2 separate regions of the Homo sapiens genome follow, and region 2 is linked to region 1. Evidence: chromatin loops called from intact Hi-C (ENCODE). Cell type or tissue: MCF 10A. All regions are shown on one strand. Links, peaks and the distances in the headings refer to the core of each region. The heading gives the core; the rest is flanking DNA.

Region 1 (11,182 bases), core at 2,035-10,034:
TATTCCTCCGACTGCCTCCTGCATAGATCTGTCAGTGTGTGCTGCTACAGATTGGAATTGTTTGTTTATAGGCCCGTTTCCTCTCTTGTCCTGGACTTCATATGTATGGGGCAGACAGAAGCTGAAAAAGCAAGGCAAATTAATATAGACAAAAAGGAATACCAAATAATGCCCATGGAAGGCCTCAAATGTTTTTCCACATTAATGTTTGAAAGAGAAACAAACAAACTGAAGGCCCCAAACGAAAGGTAACAACTGAATTACAGTCCAACACATTTTTTGAGTTGAATAGGAAAATGTATTACGGTCATGTTGGCTGAGGCTGTATTTGTTTTTGACATGTAGAGGTCATGGCCAGTATGATCATCTTTTAACCATTTCAGGAACTGAAAAATTTTTCAGAAACAATGTAGAAGTCTAAATATTACATTTCCATTTTCAGATGTCCCAGTTGCTCTGGCAAGCTCCCAGTCTTTCTATGAATGAACTAGCTCCTGGGAGGAATTAAAATGTTTCATTTCTCATATTGGTGCTCAGTATTTTTACATGAAGGATGCTGTTACATTATTCCTCTCTAAAGGAAAATAGGAATGAGAACATATCTTCTTTCTGAGATAATAACATTCATATCAATTGTTTTTAGTCCTGTTATTTAACCAGACCTACTTGCTGGTGAGACCAGTATTCTCCCAAGGATGTGAGTTCTGAGTTCACATTATTTAGGTTAAATCTTTACTTCACATAGTTTCTCATTTATATTTTCACATTTCCCAAGTGACTTCATGTGCTGTGCTCTTTATAACTTTCTATCACCATTTTCATTTCACTTTCAAATGCCCTAAATAGCAAGAATGATGATGTGCCAGTCACTGTGCAAAGCATTTTATAAGTGTGATTCCATTGGATTCTCATCACGATTCTGTGAAATAGGTATCATTATGGTCCCCATTTTACAGAAGGGCATATAGAAGGTTCACATGGGTAATTTTCCTAAGGTCACACAGCTAGTGCATGGCAAAGTCTCTTTCTTTTTGCTTGGTACATCAGAGACTACCCTGTTTCCATTTAAGGCATACCAACAAAATAGCAAACCCTTTTTGTCCCAGTCAGTGCTTTCTGAGAAACTCATCCTATGGCATTATGCCTTCAGACAAGGAGCAAGTGTTTTCGGTATCTTTAGAGATGCATTTTTGTGCAGCAGAAAAAAAAAAATTGTTAGTTTAAGTGCCTTTGGCCAAAATTCCTCTTAGAATGACTTTTGTTTAGGAAAACACTGTCCTAGGCTGTTTTAGTGGTGGAAACAAGCTCTGTAAAGAACCCAAACAGGAAATTTGGGGGTTGCGGGAAAGAGCTTGAAAGGAGAGGGGAAGAGGTAAAGGGTGGAATAACAGGGAACAAACAAGACAGGATACTGGAGACCAAGAGGGGAGATCACAATGGCTCTCCCCAGAAGAGAAGAGAATGGCCAATGACTGGAAGAGCCAGGGCCCACGGTGGAATTGTTTGCTCAATTGTGCTGCCGTGTAGTCACCTTGGTTTCCCCAAACCTCAAGTAAAGGTTTCCACATGCCTAGCCTTTAGTGAGTGGTGCTTTGAAAGTTGAAGGGATCAAGGTAGTGACAAATGGGATGACGTGGGGCAAAAACATGCCAGTTCCTACAAGGAGGTGAAAGGTAGGCGAATGCAAATTCACGGAAAGGAAATCTGGAGGTAGAGTTGGTCCATGGAAGTGTTGGTTTACCCCAAGAGGTGTCTGGGAGGGAGAAAAGTTTCTCCCCAACTGTGAGATGATGATTCTAGGCAATCTTGTTTAAATTTTACAGGACAAGGTGGCCTCATCAAAGCTTAAGGAGCAGGGCGTGTCCAGGAGGCTAATACATGGCTTGCAACTCTAAAGGCTGCACAGGCAGGACTCAGTGAGCAGGTGGAGATGTAGCAAAGTTAGGAAATGTTGGCATGCCATAAAAGCTGTGTGATAGTGTCAGCTCAGTCATTTACAAGTGTGGAAGCTGAGGTGCAGAAAGGCTGAATGATGTACTCAGTGTCCCATTCCTAGTTAGAGAAAGAGCACAAACTAGAAATTACAGCCTCTGATTCCCAGTCCAGAGCTCTCTGACATGCTCTCACCCTGAGACTTTTTATTTCCTTGGTTCCTACCAGTCTTTTGGTCATTCCAGTATTTATCAATGTCTTTACAGAATGTCTGGGGATCAAAGAAGAAGTGCCCTTTGGGATTCTCCTCAAACTTTAGTAGGAGATGAGGTTGAAACTAAAGCAGACAGCTGAATAGGGTGGTCTGAGAGTGTTAGTTCAGGTTTTTTGGTGCAAAACGGACTCAACTAGATTGAGAAAATCAGGAAATTAGCTGGAAAAGATGGGAAAGCCCACACAATTGGAAGAACAGTTGAAGAACCAGGTGGGATATTCTGGTTTCCTCCCTCCCTCCCCAATCCCTCCATCCCTGCCCTCCCTCTTCCTTCCGTGTTTCTTTCCCCTTCCTCCTTCCCTCTCTTTCTTTGTTGTATTTCACACATTTAGAATTCAAAGTCCTGGAAGAGAGAGTTGGATCAGCTGAGGCTGGGTCAGGTGTTTGTGCCTTGGCACCTGAGCAAGCTACCTTGACTGATAGTCTCACCAATCTGCACACAATGTGGGCAAGTGATTTTTCACAAGAAAATCAGGCTGCAATGATCAAAAGTAGGGGAAGTGCATGCCAGGTGGTCTTAACCAATAAATGTCTTCTGTATTCATTAATATACTTTACTATTATTCTCCTGCTACGTTGACTAATTGGGGGTTATTTTCTTTAGAGTCCACTACATACAAGGTTTTTCACTCTGCATTGCTATGTTAAAATGTGGGCAGAGATGTGCCTCAGTAGTTAATTGGGCCACCATGCTTGTTGGATATAAATAAGACCATTCACTTACTTAGCCTTAAGTAATGCAGATAAATGGGACACCAGATGGAATTCATGTAGTGAAATTCATGCAGATACTGTATTTTATGATATGCCTTCTTTCAGGGTTTAATGATCATGCCGCCTTATACTTTTATAATGCTTCGTAAGTTTAACAAGTACAGCAGATATTGCTGATTTCCCACCCACTGCCCATTCTCCCCTTCTTTCTTATTCGTAGAACCTTGATTTTGTTCAGGGAGGCAATATGCTCAGCTAAAAATATTTCCCAGTTTCCCTTGTAGGTAGGAATGATCATGTGACAGCCAATGAGATGTAAATGGAATTCTGCTGGGGATATCTGGGTAAGTTTTATATATCTGATATAGGCAGAACTTTTTCTTGCCTGTTTTGTCCTTTTTCTTTCCTTTTTTTTTTTCTGGCTGGTCTGCAGATTGAGTATGGAAGTGGGGCCTCTACCTTGTGACTGAGAGGGAGCCAGGGAGTAAAAGCTGCTTGCAGAAAGAGGAGCCAGGGATATTGATGACATCATGAAGCCACTTCATCAGCGTGGACCACTGGTCTCCAGAATACCTATGATGTGGGAACAATAAACACTTACTTGTTTAAGCTGTTGCTGCCGACTTTGTTACTCACAGCCAAGTACAGTCCTAATGGATACAGCAAATATTCTCATTAATATTTTATTAGATCATTTGAAACTTATGATTACTGGGCAGAAATAGGATTATGATCTTTCTCTTATAGAAGAAGCTGAAACTCAGAAGCTAAGTGACTTGCTCAAGGTCACAGAATATGGTATGTATCAGATTTGATGCCCAATTTAGTGCTCTTTCTACTCAGCCAGTGGTTCTCAGCTGGGTGTGGGACGGTCCCTGCAATCTGGTTGGGGGAAAGATTGGGAGACAGCCTTTGGAATTTTTTTTTTTCCATGACTAGGGAATGGGACTGGCATTTAGTGGGCTGGAAGCAATAATGCTGAATGTTCTGCCTTGCTGAGGACAGTCCCACATAATGAATTGTCCTGCTCCAAATGTTAATAGTGGTCCCCTTGAGAAATACCGAGCTAAATTAAGCCAAAGAAAATTACACACTGACTCAGAACTGAGAATAAGGCTGTCTCATAATGATACTCAATAAATGTTAATAAATGATATCACCAAGGTTGTCATCAGAATCATCATTGCTATTTTGGACATTTGTGGCTATAATGAATTTAAAGGTTGCATGATTTTTTTTCTAGCTACATTCTGCTGCTTTTATTCAGGTGTGGAGAAGATGGATAGTTGGATGATGGGTAATGGATGGGGAAAAAGTAGGAGAAATATTGGACTGGAACTCTATGAGATCAGATATTTGAAATATATATATGGTTATGGTATGATAGAATGCAGAAATGTAGTGGGTAAGAATTCTTGAAACCTACATTTCTGGGGTGGTGAGGTTGTCACTGATCAACAACAAGAGTAGCTATGTTGAATCAGAGCACGAAGATGATAAGAAGCTGAAAGGCCAGGATGTCAAATGGGTTCCTAAAATGGATATTGAAATCATGAGTAATGGTAGAAAGGGTCATGGCGGAGAGGAAGTCATTGATCTGGGCACTCAACTCTTGCAGTTGTGCTTGCTTTTGAAGATGGCACTGTCCTCTCCTACAACTCATTTGGTCTTGTCTTGTTCCAATGCATAAACCAGCTCATTATTCCATCTGTTTGTTCAATGCCTGTGGAAGCTTCTATTCTAGCCCACACCAATGTCTCCTTTCTCTTTGCACAAATTAGCACTCAGCTGCACAGTCTTTTATATTGGCCTCAAATTATTAGATGTGTGTCAGTCTGGTCAATATGGCAATTTAATCACCTTGGGAGCAATTAAACCACACTTTTCATTTCTTATCTCCTGCACAGGAAGTAGTGAATGAACTATTTCTGAAGTGACTGATTTGCACCATGGTAGAGGTAGGGGTGGAGGAGGGTTGACTTAAAAGCCCCCAAGAAACCAATCAGCAGTCCTTTCCAGACTGGCACTGTGTGCACTTTGCCATTTTGCCCTGTATCTGGGGACACACACACACACACACACACACACACACACACATTGATAGTGTTTATCAGGTACCGGTGTCTTTCTCCATGCCCTCATTGCCCCCTGCTCATGCTTCTAAAACACCTCTTAGCACTGACTGTGGGACAGTGGCTGCCCAGCATCCAAGCCCTGATTTTCTTTTGGAAATCTGTCTCCTGCTTCTTTGGTGCATGTGGTTGTGTTGGATCTAACTTCACACACAACTCTAGCATTTGCCATGCTGACTTTCCCAAGACCAAAATGATCGGCTAAGGACTGAGCACATGACCCAATTAGAGCCAATGAGATATCTTGATATTTTTGCTCAGATTTCGGGGTTAGGCAGGCATTCTTATTTAAAGAGGAGAAGACATAAGGACTGGTATCCATGGTGCCTCTAGAAGACAGTCAAATTGTGGAGAGCAGAGCCAAAAGATACGGAGAGAGAAACCACAGACTGGTGGACAAAGGGAAGCTAGGTTCTGGTGAAGTCATTTTAGCCCTGCTAAAATGGGTCTGAAGTCAGCCTTACCCTTGGTTTGCAATTAGAGGAGCCAGTTACATTTCCTTTTTGTTTGAGCCACTGTAGATTGGATGTTTTCTTCCTTATAGTGCAAAGAATCTCAACAAGTGCAGAATTTACCCAGTGTGTTATAAGCTGTTTCTCCTATTACAGGACAAGCTCCTGTAAGGCAGGGCTCTTGTCTTATCTGTGTGCTTCCAGCAGAAGGCACAGTGTCTGGCACGCGGGATGCCTCCAAACCATGTTTATTTTACTGTGTATGGAATGGTCTCACTTTACAGCATTGCTCTTCAAAGTCGGGTCCTTGGACCAGCAGTATCAGCCCCTCTCTAGACTGCCAGATCATAATCTGCATTTATTTATTTATTTATTTTTAGAGATGGGGTCTCTGTCACCTAGGCTGGAGTTCAGTGGCACGATCATAGCTCACTGTAGCCTCGAACCCTTGGGCTCAAGCGATCCTCCCATCTACATTTTAATAAGATCCTCAGGTGATTCCTGTGCTTTTGGGAAGGATTGCTCTACAGACTTATAGTCAATTGCATTTTGCAAACATCTGGCCTGGAGTGGTTGTGCTGGCCTAAAGAGTACCACCTCAGTTCAGTAATTCTGGCTGCATTTCAAGACTCTACCAGTAGGTATCTTGTCCACAGGATTCCATAAATTTACAGATAAGATGCTCAGAAAGCCAGGTGTGGCATCTGCAGTAGTCCAGTCCCACAGAGTGAGGGAGGTGAAAGACCCCCACAGCTTCACCATGGTTGCCTGGATCCCTTCCTGGCACCATGTCCTGGCAGCCTGCCAAAGGACTGAGCATTTGTTTACCTATGAATATGTTAACAACCCACTAGATTCTTGGTTTTGGGAGCCTGGAGAAGGCTAAGTGAAACCTGAATTCTGTCACAGTCTAGGGAATAATACATGTTAAAATGAATTCTGGGCTTCCATCCTGCAGCATTTTAGCCATGTGGCTGGGTCCAGGATTCGATTCTTAGAGTCTTTTCAAGCATATGATATTAGGAGGGATGAAGGCAAACAAGCGTTGTATAAATCACATAAAAAGACTAAGATTTCCATTTCTGAGCTTGTTTTTGGGTGATGAGAAAGTTTGGTTTGTCAGACACCCTACAAATTACATTATGTATAAATGACAATGTAAATCTATTCATTTCTTTTCTGATTTCCACTTATCCCCTTTAGTAAGAATATATTTCTTACCCTAAGAGTTTTACACCCAGCTATAACACATTCATTTTGAGTGAATTTAGAAAAACAGAGTCTCATCTAAGGAACATACATGCATGTTACCATACATATGCATATTAACATAAATGATTTGCACAACTTTTAATAATGTGAGACAGAAAGAATGAGTCACTTCTTTTCTGTAACTTAAGAATTTGCTTAAAAATGCATATTAGGAAGCTTCAAGCTGGGGGCAGGAGAGGAACACATTCATATTCCTTGTAGCTGCGGTTTGCTCTCCTGGAAGTGGGAGTGATGACTAATAACATTGTCTCTATGGGGATGTGGTCCTGGCATTGCCATTGGCAGTTGCCCTTCCGGGCTTTTCAAACCATCTGCAATAACTTCTGTCTTCTGGTCATTACTTCTTCCAGTCCCCATTCTACAGACTGTGGGTCAGTTCTCTAACTTACAGTAATGTTATGATTCCCATTCTCCCCCCAAAATATCAGAGGACTTCCAGGAGGTCTTAATTGCTTATAGATGGTTACCTCACCACTCTGATGAAAATATTCTGGTTGTGGTAACTTGCATTTTAATATCCAACATCTTACTTTTTCTTTGTTTCTTTGTGGCAGGTTAAGTACTTTCATTTATATAATTTTTGACAGCCAGCATGGTCTATAACTCCAGTAAATGGCAGAGAACAGAGCTACTACATACTAAACAGAACACATTGTGAAACACACTAGACTTGGGGTATCCTGGAGGAGCACGCATTGGGCAAGAGTAATTTCCACAGTTGGCCACCCTGGCTCTCACCACTGAGTGTGGGGAAAAATCCACAGACCATGGCAATAGATGGTTAGCTATCCATTATATCTAGCTCTCTAGATACACACACAGTCATGTGTGCACAAACATGCATGTGTATGTGTATTTGTAAGGAGGCTGTCTCATAGACAAATAGCATTTTAACATATCAGAGCTGTGCAAGGTGAGGCTAAACAGGGGTCGAGTGCACTTAATGGCCAGCTGATGCAGGTGAATGCATTTTGCTCAGGGAGAAGTACCAGCCCTTTTAGATTAGCTAAGATGATGGTTTGTTCACTTTTTTTTTTTTTTGAGATGGAGTCTCGCTCTTGTCACCCACGCTGAACTGCAATGAAGCAATCTTGGCTCACTGCATCCTCCGCCTCCTAGGTTCAAGCGATTCTCCTGCCTCAGCCTCCTGAGTAGCTGAGATTACAGGTGCCTGCCACCAGGCCTGGCTAATTTTGTATTTTTAGTAGAGACGGGGTTTCACCATGTTGGCCAGGCTGGTCTCGAACTCCCAACCTCAAGTGAACCGTCTGCCTCGGCCTCCCAAAGTGCTGGGATTACAGGCATGAGCCACTGCGTCCAGTGGTTTGTTCACTTTTAAAAAGCAACTTTACATTGGCAATGAATGAGTAGAAAATATTTCCTTCCTTTGACATCCAGAGGATGATTGTTTGCAATCTTGATGTAGTGCCCTGCTCTAGCCACAGTTCTGTGCATATATTTAGTCCTCACAGTGACCCTCTAACATAGCCACTACTCATATCCTTGTCTACAGATGATGCACAGAGAGGAGGAGTAAACTGCTTAAGGTCACACAGCTAGTAATTGGTATAGCCAGTCCATTTCATCCCAGAGCCCATGCTCTTACTGTTCACCTTTAATTTCTCCATTAAAGAGGTTAGGCCAGGCACAGTGGTTTATACCTGTAATCCCAGCACTTTGGGAGGCCAAGGTGGGAGGATCACTGGAGGTCAGGAGTTTAAGACCAGCCTGGCCAACATAGTGAGCCCTCATCTCTACCAAAAAAAAAAATAAATAAAAATAAAAATAAAATAAAATAAAATAAAATAAAATAAAATAAAAAAGGAGGCCGAGGTGGCAGGATCACTTAGGCCTAGGAGTTTGATGCTGCAGTGAGCTATGATTACATCACTACTGCACTCCAGCCTGGGTGGCAGAGTGAGACCCTGACTCTAAAAAGAAAAAAGAAAAAGAATTTACAGGTGTTCTTATTTTAGATTGACATGGCTACATTGCCTGCTGTCAAGTTAAAAACCTAGAATAGGTCTGGTTATTTGCCAAGAAGAAAACATCAGAAAACTCCTTCTCACATGTGGATAATTACTGAAGAATCTTTGTTTTTCTTTTTTTTTAGTTTTTTTCAAGGATACTTCAAGTTATCTAACCCAAATACCCAATTAGGATATAATTTTTTATTTGAATAATTATCATGTATCATCTATATTCTGAAACCAGTGAGCAATGTTAATAGAAATGTCCTATCTAGGGGCATGGGGAAAGCAACTATTTCCATTTTGGTGCAATTTAGAATTAGCTGACATGGAATGATTAGGAAGACTATGTGCTTATTTTCTTAATCAGAATTACAGCCATGGGACCTCAGTGACCCCATTGTTAATAAAGATGCACACTTAACACTTAGTCAAACACGGATATCATTTTTTAGGGATCAGGTCCTCAAGGCATTATGAAGACATCCTGTGATGTTCACAGTAGGTTGGGGAAAATCCCCTCAAAAAACTCCAAACCTGTCATCTTCCACAGTATTATGTACTTAAAAATAAAGACTTTGCTTGTGTGTTTGTGTGACAACTATTACTATTTCATGTGATAACTCTGTGCTCACTGTCAAAGGAGACAGCCACAGAGCACAGAGGTTGTGCATCTCCCAGAAAGTACACTGAGTCTCACTGGCCTGTTGAACAGCCAGTAAGAGACAAGAAGTGAGGGAGGTGTTGATGGATAGAGGTGTTACCAGCTGGTGACATCGTAGTCTAGCATGGGCCAAGGAACAAGAATGATCTGTGGGCTTTTTAATGTCCTTATGAAAGAGTTCTTGGGTGCCCCTTAACTTTTCCTAAATATTCAGAGAAAACATTGTATCTTTTTCTTTTCTTTTCTTTTTTTTTTTTTGAGACAGAGTCTGACTCTGTTGCTAGGCTGGAGTGCGGTGGCATGATCTCAGCTCACTGCAACCTCCGCCTCCCTGGTTCAAGCAATTCTCCTGCCTCAGGCTCCCGTGTAGCTGGGATTACAGGCATGCATGCCCAGCTAATTTTGTGTTTTTAGTAGAGACAGGGTTTCTCCATGTTGGTCAGGCTGGTTTTGAACTCCTGACCTCAGGTGATCGCCCACCTCGGCCTCCCAAAGTGTTGGGATTACAGGCGTGAGCCACTGTGCCCAGTTCAATGGCCTCTCTTCCAGATGGTGCTCTCTGATGAGAAGACACTGTTATGTACCAGCTAGTCACTCTGAACCCTGTTTTATAACCTTTATGTAGTTGGCAAGAAAATTAAATGAGAGGAAACTCCTGATATTGCCCAACACCTAGAATGCCTGGTGTTCTAATATTGAAAGAACTCTACCTTCCCCTCACAAACAAGAGCAAACCCTCAATCCCCAAACTTTTGTTTAAAATTCTGTTTTGGAAGTGAAGAAAATAGCATTAAGCAAAGAAACGAGGGTAAAACAGAAATTCTAAGCCCAGTAATAGAGCTAGGATTAGATTTCGGATTAGATTGCCTTTAATAGAGCAACTTAGCACATGATTACTTCTCTTTATTCTTCCACATGGGCTTGATATTTTTCTCTCTCTGCCCCTTTGTGGAACTTTGGGTAAGGAAAACAACCTAAAACCATATCCTTCACTCTCCTTACTCAAATAAACAAAAACAAACCTCAAATCCACAAACATAAATTTAAGACTTTGATTTGGAACTAAAGGAAATGGTATTAAGCAAAAAAAAAAAAAACAAAAAAAAACAAAAAAACTGTTTTGGTTGAAATGCTCTTTCTCCTTGGCTCACACAGTTTTGCCTAAGGCTCACGGGGCACCAAAGTATAAATTAATCTGGAAAAAAAAATCAAAGGCTTTTAACCATCTGTGCTGTGACTTCAGCCGGCAGAGTCCTGATGCTGCCACACCAACTCTCTTTGCTCAGGAAGTGCATAGGTGCTGTCCTGAGTCCAGAGACAGCTCCTGGTCTGGCTGATTTCCTTGCGGGAGGTGTCAGTGATGGGTCTCTGTTGTCCTGCAGCTCAGCCAGGCAGAAACATAAGTCAAGAGCAGGAAAAGCTTTCCCAGGCCCACCACATCTGAGGTCCTTTCTCTCATAAGCAGTGGGTCTGATTTCACAGTTACCTTCTCTATTACCTGCCTGGGTCTGGCGTAGAGTGGTCATGTTTATGCTGAGAATATTCTTCCATTGGGCCAAGCTTCAGTAGCTTGGAAATTCAAATATAGATTCTCAAAAGTATGTACTTGATAATTCAGCAGAAATTTAAAGAGCTGTAATCTGCAAGGGACACAGACATATAGTCTCTGCCCTTTTGGAATGTATGTTGCAGTAGGAGAGATAGACTAACAAACAGTTCAGGGACAGTGTGACAAATGCCACTGTAAGACAAGTTCAAGGAGGGAGGAGGAG
Region 2 (11,182 bases), core at 1,342-9,341, 540 kb after region 1:
GGTGCAGCACACCAACATGGCGCATGTATACATATTTAACAATCCTGCACGTTGTGCACATGTACTGGAACTTAAAGTATAATAACAAAAAAAGTAAAAATAAAAAAAGAAAGTAGCATTTTAAAAAACCACCTCCCAATAAATAGCCTATAAACACTTTCACTTCCTTTTTTGAATAGAACTTTTTGGCTAAAAAGTTGATTATCACTGGTATTAGTTTGTTCATCTGCGCATTTGTCAATGCTTTTGATAGTTTCTGGAAAGCAATAGGCAATTAATTCTGTTTACTGAATAAATGAATTAACAAGTGAATGAATCTCTGAAGGTCACCCACCATGTGGTTAGCTCCTCGAGGATCAGAACAGCTCCTTTTCTCCTGTATTCTGCCCTCGTAATCAGGAACTTCTTTGCCCACTCACTGACCTGACAGAACTTGTTTCAAAAAGCTTTCTCCATTTCAGTGCAAAATAATAAATTGAACAACACAATTCCTTGTCTGTAGCACCCAGACAAAAGGTCAATTCTTGTCCTTTCTTGGCCGCTTTTCAAGAAATCCTGCCCAAGAGGCACCTGTGAGTCTTTATGGAACAAGAGGACCAAATCCCAGTCTGAGACTAGTGGCTGCTCTCCCATCCTAGGTACCTTTCTCTTAAGAAAGCACTCCCTTTTAGGGTTGTACAACTGCTGATCCTGCATTTACATAATCCAGAGAGTGAGTGCCTTCTTAAATTTTACTCCCTAGTTGCCTCACTCTTCCATGGTTTTGACCTCATCAACTTGGCTGAGTCCTAAAAAGAACCAGACAGCAAGGAAATACTCTCTAAGAATTACTGAATCCAATTTGTCTCAATGTACAATGTCTTCTTTAACACATAAATGGAATGTGTGGGCTGGACACTGACTTTCAAAACTTCCATCCTATACGTCTTTGAGCATTACTGAGAATAAACTGCTTTCATTTAAACGGAGACATTCTGTTCCCCAAAGCAGTGAGCCAGAGAGGTCTGTCAACCACAGCTGTTTCCCAGCTGTCCATGGAGCTGTTGAACTGCTTCAAACGGTTTTCAGTATGTTCTCGAAATTTCATCTTCAGAACACCTGGAGCCTTGCTTGATCCACTTTCAACATCCTGAAGCATTTATATAGTTGGTTGTTATCTATTATTGTGTCCAATTCTGTTCTGGAGGTGACTTTCCATAACTAGCTTCCAACTTCTGAAGCAAGACCTTTGTGCCAAGACCTTGCTATTTACAACTCTGTACTAAAGTAGAAAACAGTGGTTGGAAACTTGACTGTGATGTCAAACCAACCTGTGTTCTGATCAGACCCCAGCTGTTATGCAAATGAACTTGGTGATCTTGAGCAGGCTACTTAACCTCATTAAGCTTCAAGTAAGCTTCCTTGGTAAAATGGGGATAAAATAATCCCTTCTTCAGGTTTTTGGAGAATAATTAATTGGAGTTATTTATGCAAAATGTTTGGCATATTGTAAGTGCTTCATCAGTGGTGGTTACTGTATTGTTATTGTTCATGCCATCAAAACTATTAGTGGGTCAGTCCAGTATAAAATGGAATGACAGTTTCTACTTGTTTTCCTTTAACACTTAAAAATAACTTCAAATGAGAAAAAGTAGATATTATCAAGCAGAGAAATGTTAAAAACTCTTCTCTATCTCTCTTCCTTTCTCACAAATTACTCCCTTGAACTTCTGTATTTGGAAAGAACAGTTCCTATTCTGTGTCCATTTACTTTGTCTTTCTGAGTCTTAGGGTCTTCATCTAAAAATGAGGATGTTGAGCAAGATTGTCTTTAAGGGCCTTCCACATCTAAATTTCTATGGGTCTCACTCCAAACTCCAAACTGTAGTCTCCAGATGTGGAATGTGTATATTTTCCAAATCATGCGGATGGAGCCCTGATGCAGTGCTGGGATCAAGGGTGTGCTTTGCAGGGTTACAGAGCAGCATGTGCAATGGGCAGAACAATGTCAAGAAAAGTGATCATGAGTTTAACACTTCTCTGCATGAATGAGGGGAGGGCTGTCATAATTTCAAATGCATATGCCCTTGTTTTGACTGTGACTCTAAGGGTTACCAAGACAGGACACTCCAAAGAGTATCTGAGCCCAGGGAGACCTTGCTAATGTTCTGCAGGTGACGTCGTCTGTGGCCCTGGAGAGAAACATGGCTCATGGTTCTTCCAGCTGAGCTGTTATCTTCTTCATCTGGGCAAAATATTGGCTTGAGGTACAGGAGACCTTAAGCTTTCTCAGAGCCTTCTCCCCACCAGGTGGTACTCTGTGTTTACAAAGCTGCCTGGATTACCTCTGTCTTGTCTTTTAGACTACTGCCAGTTGTCGTATCTACCTCCCTCTTTAGACTGGGAGCATGCTGAGAGCAGAACCTGTGTCTGGTTTATTATCCCTTCCCTCAGTAGCTCCTACAGTGCCTATGACATAGCAGGCAATGAACAAATGTTTGTTAAATAAAATCAATTATAAAGTGGGAACTTGACTCTTGACTCTTGGATTTCATTTTCTTCCAAAGCTTGATTGGCACATCACTGTTCTATTTTGAGAAACAGCAATGGTGTAGGACAAAGAATATTGGACCTGATTTGTCTCCCATCTCTGCCACTTACGAGCCTTGTAAATGTACCACTTAAGTTTTTAGAACCTCTGTTGCTTGGAATGGAGATAATTGATCGGCTGTGGTGATGATCAAATTAGATGATATATTTGTACACATTTAGTTAATGGCTGCTATCACTAGATAACATACTCTCTAGTAGACGTATTCAGATGGAGCTTTTAATTTGCTGCCAATCCGTGGCTTTGGGTTGCTTCTACATATTGATTCAAGTACAGCCATTGCTTCAATAATTTTAAGCTGGCTGCAAGTTAGCAAAAGTCAGTTTTTTTTTCAGATAGATGTTAGTGTTTAGTATCTAGCAAAAACACAGTCTAGAAATCTAAGGAAACAGAATTCCTAGCTTCCATACCTATATTTCATTAACTTGCCGTGAAACCTTGAGATAATCTTAAAATTTGCTGCACCTCAATTATTTCACCTAAGAAATGGGTCTTCTCTACCCAAGAACACAATGTGAAAATAACTGAAATACTGTCTGTAGAAGCTCTTTGAGCTCTTTGAAAGAGTCAAACAATATAAATCAAAGCTGTTATTTTTATTTCTGAGTAAATTTGCTCAAGAATAGAATTGAGGTTTATATGATGGAGTTTTACAGACATAGGTTTATGTAGAGGGTTTTAAACTGATGCTATTCCATTGTGCTTAACACTGAATTGTAAAGACACAGAAAATACAGCCAAGTACTGTTAAATGACACTGTGTGCAGGTTTGAAATGCAGATTGCATAGTAAAAATGGCTGATACGTCTGTGCTCTCTAGAAGCCTGCTGGCTTCAGTGGGAGGTACTCTGGTCTAACATCCTCTGACTCCCTCTGAGGTGTAATTTCTCCCCCCTTGGAATTCAATGAAAACATATGAATATCTCTTACTGCTTCTGTTCTCTCACAGCAATACCAATGCAATCTTTCTCTACCAAATATTAGATGCTAAAAGTAGAGTCATCCAACTTTCTTTATAGATGACAGAGCAAATAATTCAGGAACACAAACTTTATACTATATGAGAGCATTTTTTGCTGTTTATAATATGGCATAAAACCATCTTGATCTCTTCCTGCTTAGCCGATATTAAATGAATGTTGTCTTTGTTCTCTAAGCCAGCCCTGGTACTGAAGGAACTACTTTGTCAATTACATCTTAAATTTTTTTTTTGTCTGTGAATAGAAAATTATTCCGTTTTCTCTTGAATTCTTGTGTAGAATATTGATAACACCAGTGATGAGAAACCACAAGTGTAATATAGGCTAAAACTAAATGCAGAGGCAGAGAGGGCCAGAAGGTGAAAAAGAACAATATCCATGATTTTAAAAAGATGTGATCCAAACAAAAGAAATCAATGAAGAACACAATTAAATATTGAAACACAACAGTGATTAGAGAGCATGATCAGAGAAACTGAAGGAAAACAAAACTGAAAAATAAAAACTTTTCTGATTATGCCAATGTGAGTAATCTTTCTCCGGTGTTAGAAAAATTAAATATTTAAACCTGGAGTTCCACGATGAATGAAAAATATGAGAGACAGCCCAATTAAGTCATCCTTACTGAAGAGGCTTTTCTCCAAAAATAACAGTCCTGCTTTTAATTATAGGTTCTTGGGTCTGTTAATCAGCCATCTTCCTCAAGGCTAAGCTTGGTGCAAATAACAGAGAAGGATTCAGCAAAATGCCCTGTTTAATTAAAATGAATTTAATTAAAAATATTTTTATACACATGACCAATCACCATTATTTATGCAGATGTTCCCACATAAGTCTTTGAAAAGGCATTTCTCCCCCCAACCTTTAAAAAATATGCTGTGCTTCTACAAGAACTGCTATGAAATGAAAAGCACTATGACTGGTAGTTAATACCTATTTTTATCAAAACAGCAGTGCAGCTCACACATCACCTGAGCAGCCGTAACCATAGTAACCCCAAATAGAAAGGGGCTTCAGATTATCAACACCATCAAAGGTAAGATAGTTCATGTGCCTCTGCAATAGTTACACTACAGCAAACTTTAAAGGATAAAGGTGGCTTTTATTCCTACTACTTAAATGTTAAATGAAAATAATGACTTGCAAGTACAGTGTATAGAAATGCCTTTCATTTTGGAAGACTCTTATTTCCTCAAAGTGTTAATAATAGAAAAGATGAAAACTCAATGCTATACATTTCTCCAGTGCTTCTATCTGATTATGGCGAGGGGACAGTAATCATCATTTTGCCAAGTTGGAGAATTCATACAGGGAAAACCCCACCCATAGGAGCCCTGCAGGATGAGAAGCTGGACGAGAAGGCATATTCTGTGTCCATGCACTCAGTGAGAGGATGGCTATGGTTAGTGATGATTGTCGACACGAATTACCTGCAATAAGGTATAGATGGTGACTTAGGGTGTAGACTGGCAGTCAAATCACAAAGAAAATGCACATTTAATTAGAGAAGGAGTGGAACTGGTTTGAAATATCAGTGAAATACCAATCCAAATACAAATCTGTATTTGGCTTTATAATTTATGGTTGGGGTAGGATGGAGTAGGGAAGGGTGGGAGGGCAGGGCATAAAAGGCCAGCAAGACCATACTTATTAATTATATTGTTAATTAATAATATTAATAATATTGATTATTCTATCAGAGGAACTATGATCTAGATAATCCAAAACAGAGACTAGTAGAAAAGACTTTCTGACAACATTTCCTAATGTTCAATATGTCTAGGGGGGCAGCATCTGGAAACATGGAGAAAATATTCTAAATTTTAAATATTTAAGTGTATAGTAGCTATTACAAAAAGCAGAAATTCCACATGAGGATAAATATAATTTTATTAATTTTTTCTTTTTAGTCTCTTTACATTTGAGATTTACCGTGGAAGTGGATGGACAAGTAATGAAAACATAAGAAAACAAATTCTTTAATTATGGTCATGTAGGAAGAAAATGGTATCTGGAAATTTTATGTTCAGGAATAAATAGGAATATCATGATAGTGTTATCTAAAAATCCAATAAAGTGCCTGAGAAGAATTCACTGCTAATAAAAATGTGTTTTAAAACACTTAGCAATTTACACATAATTTTCCATACAGCTCTTCATTTGATCTGACAAAAATTCTTTGAAGAAATGGAAGGTACTTTCTGTTTTGTTTTGTTTTGATAGTCTCTATTTTAAGGAAGTGGAAAGTGAGGTTCCAATAAGTTAAAGCATTAAACTGTGATGCTCCATTCACCCATGACACTAATCTTGCCTTAATGAACTGACACTTTTGATATCCAGGACGCTCTGACCACCAATCCCAACCTCATTTTTAGGAAATTTTTCTACCCTTATTACGTGCTTATTTTATTTTTAGTGGAAGGCTCCTCTTGGGATTAGTTTATGAGACATCCCTAACTGTGATCCTTTTATGCAGGCAATTTCACAGGGCCTCTCTTAGATGCTTTCACCCATAAACACACGAGCAGTGCCAGCGCCCTGGTTCACACTTCCCCTTGAAACCGGTGCGCCCCAGAATTAGAGCGACACCTAGCCGTGATTTTAGGTAGTACATGCTAGGAAAGCTTATTTGGGCAAGGGAGACAAACAAGAGACATCAGAGCTGGTGGCATCTCAAGAGGATACTACTCCCAGAGGTAGAAATCTCAGAGGTTTTCTAACAGCACTTTCTACTGGGAACTAGGACTCCTGCAGTTCACATTCTCTGAGGAGGAACTATATGATAAGGGAAGTTTATTATAATTATAATAAAAGGTAAGATGTGCACCCTTGAAATTACATACAGGTTCTACCAGTGCAATAAATGATATCTATTTCAGATTAAAAATATCAGTTCCAAGCCTCCTTCATCTCAATAATTCTTGACATTTACTCAGAAAAGCAAATATTTCATTCAGTTTTTATATTCATCGGGGCTGTGGACTAGTGCTACTAGCATCAACGAGACACTTGTTAGAAATGGGGTGTTGGACTTGACCCTGGACCTACGGAATCAGAATTTCAGGAGGCAGAACCCCCTAATTAGTACTTTCAGACTCTCCAAGTGAGTTTTACGTTCACTCACATTGGAGAACCTACTAATATAGAGCAAGAAGTAATCTTAAAAATCATCTAATTCCTCTAGGAATATATTAGGCAAATAAGGCCTAGAAAGCTTAAGTGGCCACCTTGAATTTTCCCTGCACATCAGAAATATGCCTTGTGCATAGTAACAGGGATTGAACTAGACCTGAGGTCTCCTAACTCCCAATAATAAAAATAGCATAGTGCTATGACACTTGTCAAGTGCAGGCTGGTTGGGCAAAACATTAGCTAAACAGAGACTTTGACTTTGTATCTATATTCCTCCTGGCTTCTAATTTCAGTAAATGAATTATCATCCATGCATTTAATTTAGGCACCAGACAGGATAATCCACAGTAAATTTTCTAAATTCAATTAACATGAGCCAGTAGTAGTCTCCTTATGAAAGCCAACAACGAGGGCTCAGGGCTTCATCAAGCACTTGGGATTCTTAGCACACTTTAGCTACTGGAGCAAGCAGAGATGTGTGACTTACATGTAATATGAGAAGTCATTGATTTTCATTTCTTTTTTCACTTCACGGCAGACACAATATCATACTGAGTTTGAAGATTTTCCTTTAAGATTTTCTCATTATACTTCAGAGTGATTTACTAATATCATATAAAAATGATTGGTTATTTTCTCATTTTTATGAAATTTTGAAGTTTTCAAGTGTACAGATGTGTTTCCACATAAATCCATAAATATGATCATAATATGCATACTCTTTGTTTAGTCGTTTGCTTTAATAGTCTTTTTTCTTTTCCTTTTTGGTATGTCTCTCTTTTTTCCACCTCTTCCTCTCTTAAACTCATATCTCCTCTCTCCCCAAGTAACCCAATTTTACAACGCAGTACAGAGGTCCTCAATGTTTTTGGCACCAGGGACAGGTTTCTCGTGGGGGATGGGGAGGAGGGCGAGGTGGGGATGGTTTCGGAATGAAACTTCCACCTCAGCTCATCAGGCATTAGATTCTCATGAGGAGCACACAACCTAGATCCCTCGCATGCGCAGTTCACAATAGGGTTCACACTTCTATGACAATCTAATGCTGCCGCTGATCTGACAGGAGGTAAAGCCCAGGTGGTTATGCTGGCTGGCCTGCCACTCACCTCCTGCTGTGCAGCTTGGTTCCTAACAAGCCACAGACCTGTACCCGTCTGTGGCCCGGGAGGCTGGGGACACCTGACCTAGTATATGTCCTACCAATTTCTCTTTATACTAAAATTCTCATTATAACAATTACACACACACTTGTAACAATGTTAAATTAGATGTTTAAAATGAGAAACAAAGCAAAAACAAACAAACAAACAAAACAAACAAAAACACATGTTATGTAGTGAGATGTACAATCTTAAAAGCAGCTGGGTGTGGTGGCTCATGCCTGTAATCCCAGTAATTTGGGAGGCTGAGGAGGGCGGATCATGAGGTCAGGAGAGCGACACCATCCTGCTCAACATGGTGAAACCCTGTCCCTACCAAAAATACAAAAATTAGCTGGGCGTGGCGGCGTGTGTCTGTAGTTACAGCTACTCGGGAGGCTGAGGCAGGAGAATCGCTTGAACCCAGGAGGCGGAAGTTGCAGTGAGCCGAGATCACGCCACTGCACTCCAGCCTGGGGACAGAGTGAGACTCCTTCTCAAACAAACAAACAAACAAAAACAAACAAAACAAAACAAAAAAACCCAGCACGTGTCTGAAAACCAGTTACATGACTCCATTGAACCTCTCTGCCATTTAAGAATGTGAAAGATCCTAGACTAGAGGTTAAGATCTGTGAAGGGAGTTCTTTTACTACTTGTGAGTTGTAAATCTGAACTCCCACATGGGGAGGGTTGTTTGCACATCTCAAGCCTGTAAAAAGAGACTTCCCTAGACCATCAGACAGCTTAAGATGACACACATGGAGTTTGGGGACACAGTGGATTACTGTTTGACTCTCGCTTTGCCATTATTACATGGGACTGCACATGTTCATTGCTGAGTTGAGTCTGTGATTACAACTCACAAACCAAATATTTTTATCCAGCAAGTCGGAAAGTAGTAGTCCCACACAATATTTTAAGGGGAGACTGGAAGAAAAAAAAGCACTTTCTGTGCCTATACCTCACAAGTCCCACTTTTCAATATAAAAGTTACACACAGATATGCATGGGGGTTATCTACACATAAATTTATAGGGGTCACCACTGCTTTTAAAAATGTGAATCATATTTTTATATACATTTTTGCATTTACTTTAATAGTCAACAATGCCTGCTGGAAAACTCTCAAGTTAACTGGAAGGGCACTAATTTATTTTTTTAATAGACATACAATATTGTGTAGATGTCCTACAATCTATCATCTTAAAAATGTTGCAGTACACATTCTTGTTCATATATCCTTAAGAACTGGTGGTTTTACTTGTGTGAGATAGCCTCCCAGGAGTCAGATTGCTGGGTCAAAAGGGGCTGTATATTTTAAGGTATAATAGCTTTGCCAAATTACTTTCCAGAAGTCTGTTAATGATTTAAATGTTCTCTAGAAATGTGTAAAAGTCCACTCTTTCCTGCAACCCTGCCAGCAATGACTGTTACTTGGTATTATAATTGTTGCCAAACTGTTAGGGGTAAAATGATATGCTGTTACTTTAATTTACATTTCCATGACTTCTTGGAAGTTTGAATAACTTTTTACATTTGTGGAACAAGTGGATTTGTGTGTCTATGAATTGCCTCTTCAGAGTCTTTTTTTTTTTTTTTTTTTTTGAGACAGAGTCTCGCTCTGTCGCCCAGGCTGGAGTGCAGTGGCACAATCTCGGCTCACTGCAAGCTCTGCCCCCCTGGTTCGTGTCATTCTCATGCCTCAGCTTCCCAAGTAGCTGGGACTACAGGCGCCTGCCACCATGCCCAGCTAATGTTTTGTATTTTTAGTAGAGACGGGGTTTCACCGTGTTAGCCAGGATGGTCTGGATCTCCTGACCTCGTGATCCACCCGCCTCAGCCTCCCAAAGTGCTGGGATTACAGGCATGAGCCACCGCGCCCAGCCTGCCTCTTCATAGTCTTTGTCAGTGTTTCCGTTACTTACTTCCAGATTGTCATTTTAAAGTGTTCTTTGTGTATTAAAAATAGTAATATTCTGTCCTTCGTATTTTAATAATTTTTCCCCAGTGTGTTGCCTATCTATTGACTGTTTATGGTGTCTTTTCCACTTAAATGTATTTTCTTTTTATATCTTCAAATATATCTATATTTATGGATTCTGGTTTTCCATTCTTTGTTAAGAAGAGTCTCTATATCCTTAATCTATAGATATAGATTTATAGATTTTCTTGCAGTAGTTTTTTAAAATTTCATTATTTACATTTTAATTCTTCTAAATATATTTTTGTAAATGGTTATATGTGTTCAATTTTATAATCTAAATGGATAGCCAGTGAATTGTGCTAGTACCATTTGTTAAATAAACCATCATTTCCCCATTGAATTGAAAGACCACCTCTGTCAGATTATCATTTTTCAATGAAATCTGTGTCTGGATCATCTATTATTTTTTACTGGTCTTGTGCTTCCTAGGCCAATACCACACTGATTTGATTATAATGGCATTGTAGTATATTCTTACATCTGATTAGGTAGGTTACCTCATGGTTTTATTCCACTTTATAAGCTTTAAGATAATTTTATCCAGTTTCAATGTTTAAAGTGGTAAGTTTTCATTGAAATTACCTTAAATTTTTGTATGAATTGGAGGAAAGTAGAATTTTCATGAAAGCTTTCTTCTCATCACCAAGATGGTGAACTATAATAGCATCGGCTACTGCTTTCCTCCACAAAGTCAATGATGAAGAAAGTATATAGAGAAAAGTGGAATTGAAACTAATAACAACAAAAGCCATGAGAAATCCCCAGGGAGAAGGAGCACTGTTTTGGATTGATGTGTGTGGGAAAGAGGTGAGAGGGGTGGGAAAGAGGTGAGGGGGGTGGGAAGAGTGCAGCAAATCTGGCAATGGGCGGCTACACACAGCAGTAAAAAAAAGCAAATTAGGAAAACAAACAAACAAACAAACAAAAACTGTTTAAGCTCTGCCATTTGGCTTACTTGCATTTCCATGGAGTAATCATTGCTTAGCTCCTTGCCACACAAAGCATGCACAACTGGCTAAACACTGGGGCAGGTGTTCATGGGGGAAATGTCAGGATCAGTGCAAAAGGTTTTGTGAGGTAAGGAGTTGATAAGAACAGGTAGAGACTGAGCAGCCTTAGGCATTCTCTTTCCCTACAAATCCTAGGCTGATGGATTATCAATGTTGCTTCTCCCTTAGGGCCTAAACCCCAACCTGAGAAGTTGGCTAGGCAGGGTTTCTCAACCTTGGCACTATTGATATTTTAGACCAGACAATTACCTGCAGTTGGGGGCCGTCTAGTGCGTTTTCAAAGTTTAGCAGCATCCCTGCCCTCTACCCGTCCAATGCCAGTAGTGCATTCCCCCAGCTGTAAC

What was found. Hi-C counts contacts between places; a loop is a spot of excess contacts. Peaks named below come from ENCODE experiments on the same cell type or tissue, not always from the same donor. Only the 100,000 strongest peaks of a DNase experiment are listed, where the experiment ranks them.
Region 2: it touches region 1 in a loop (9-fold over the local background); 22 of 110 quality-filtered maps call a loop at or near these places.

Annotation. Positions count from the first base shown.
Region 1 is chr3:143,128,365-143,139,546 of GRCh38, forward strand. LOC105374137 (a long non-coding RNA gene) reads right to left here and starts at 4,434. Exons shown (of 3, transcript XR_924554.3): 1 at 4,347-4,434; 2 at 3,522-3,570. In MCF 10A, for the core only: no CTCF peak of the experiment used is centred there; a DNase peak (open chromatin) is centred at 6,997.
Region 2 is chr3:143,668,396-143,679,577 of GRCh38, forward strand. All of the region lies in intron 5 of SLC9A9 (solute carrier family 9 member A9), which reads right to left. Among named protein-coding and RNA genes, the nearest start is that of SLC9A9, 170 kb to the right of the region's middle. RefSeq lists an enhancer at 1,023-1,072. In MCF 10A, for the core only: a CTCF peak has its summit at 6,155; a DNase peak (open chromatin) is centred at 6,136.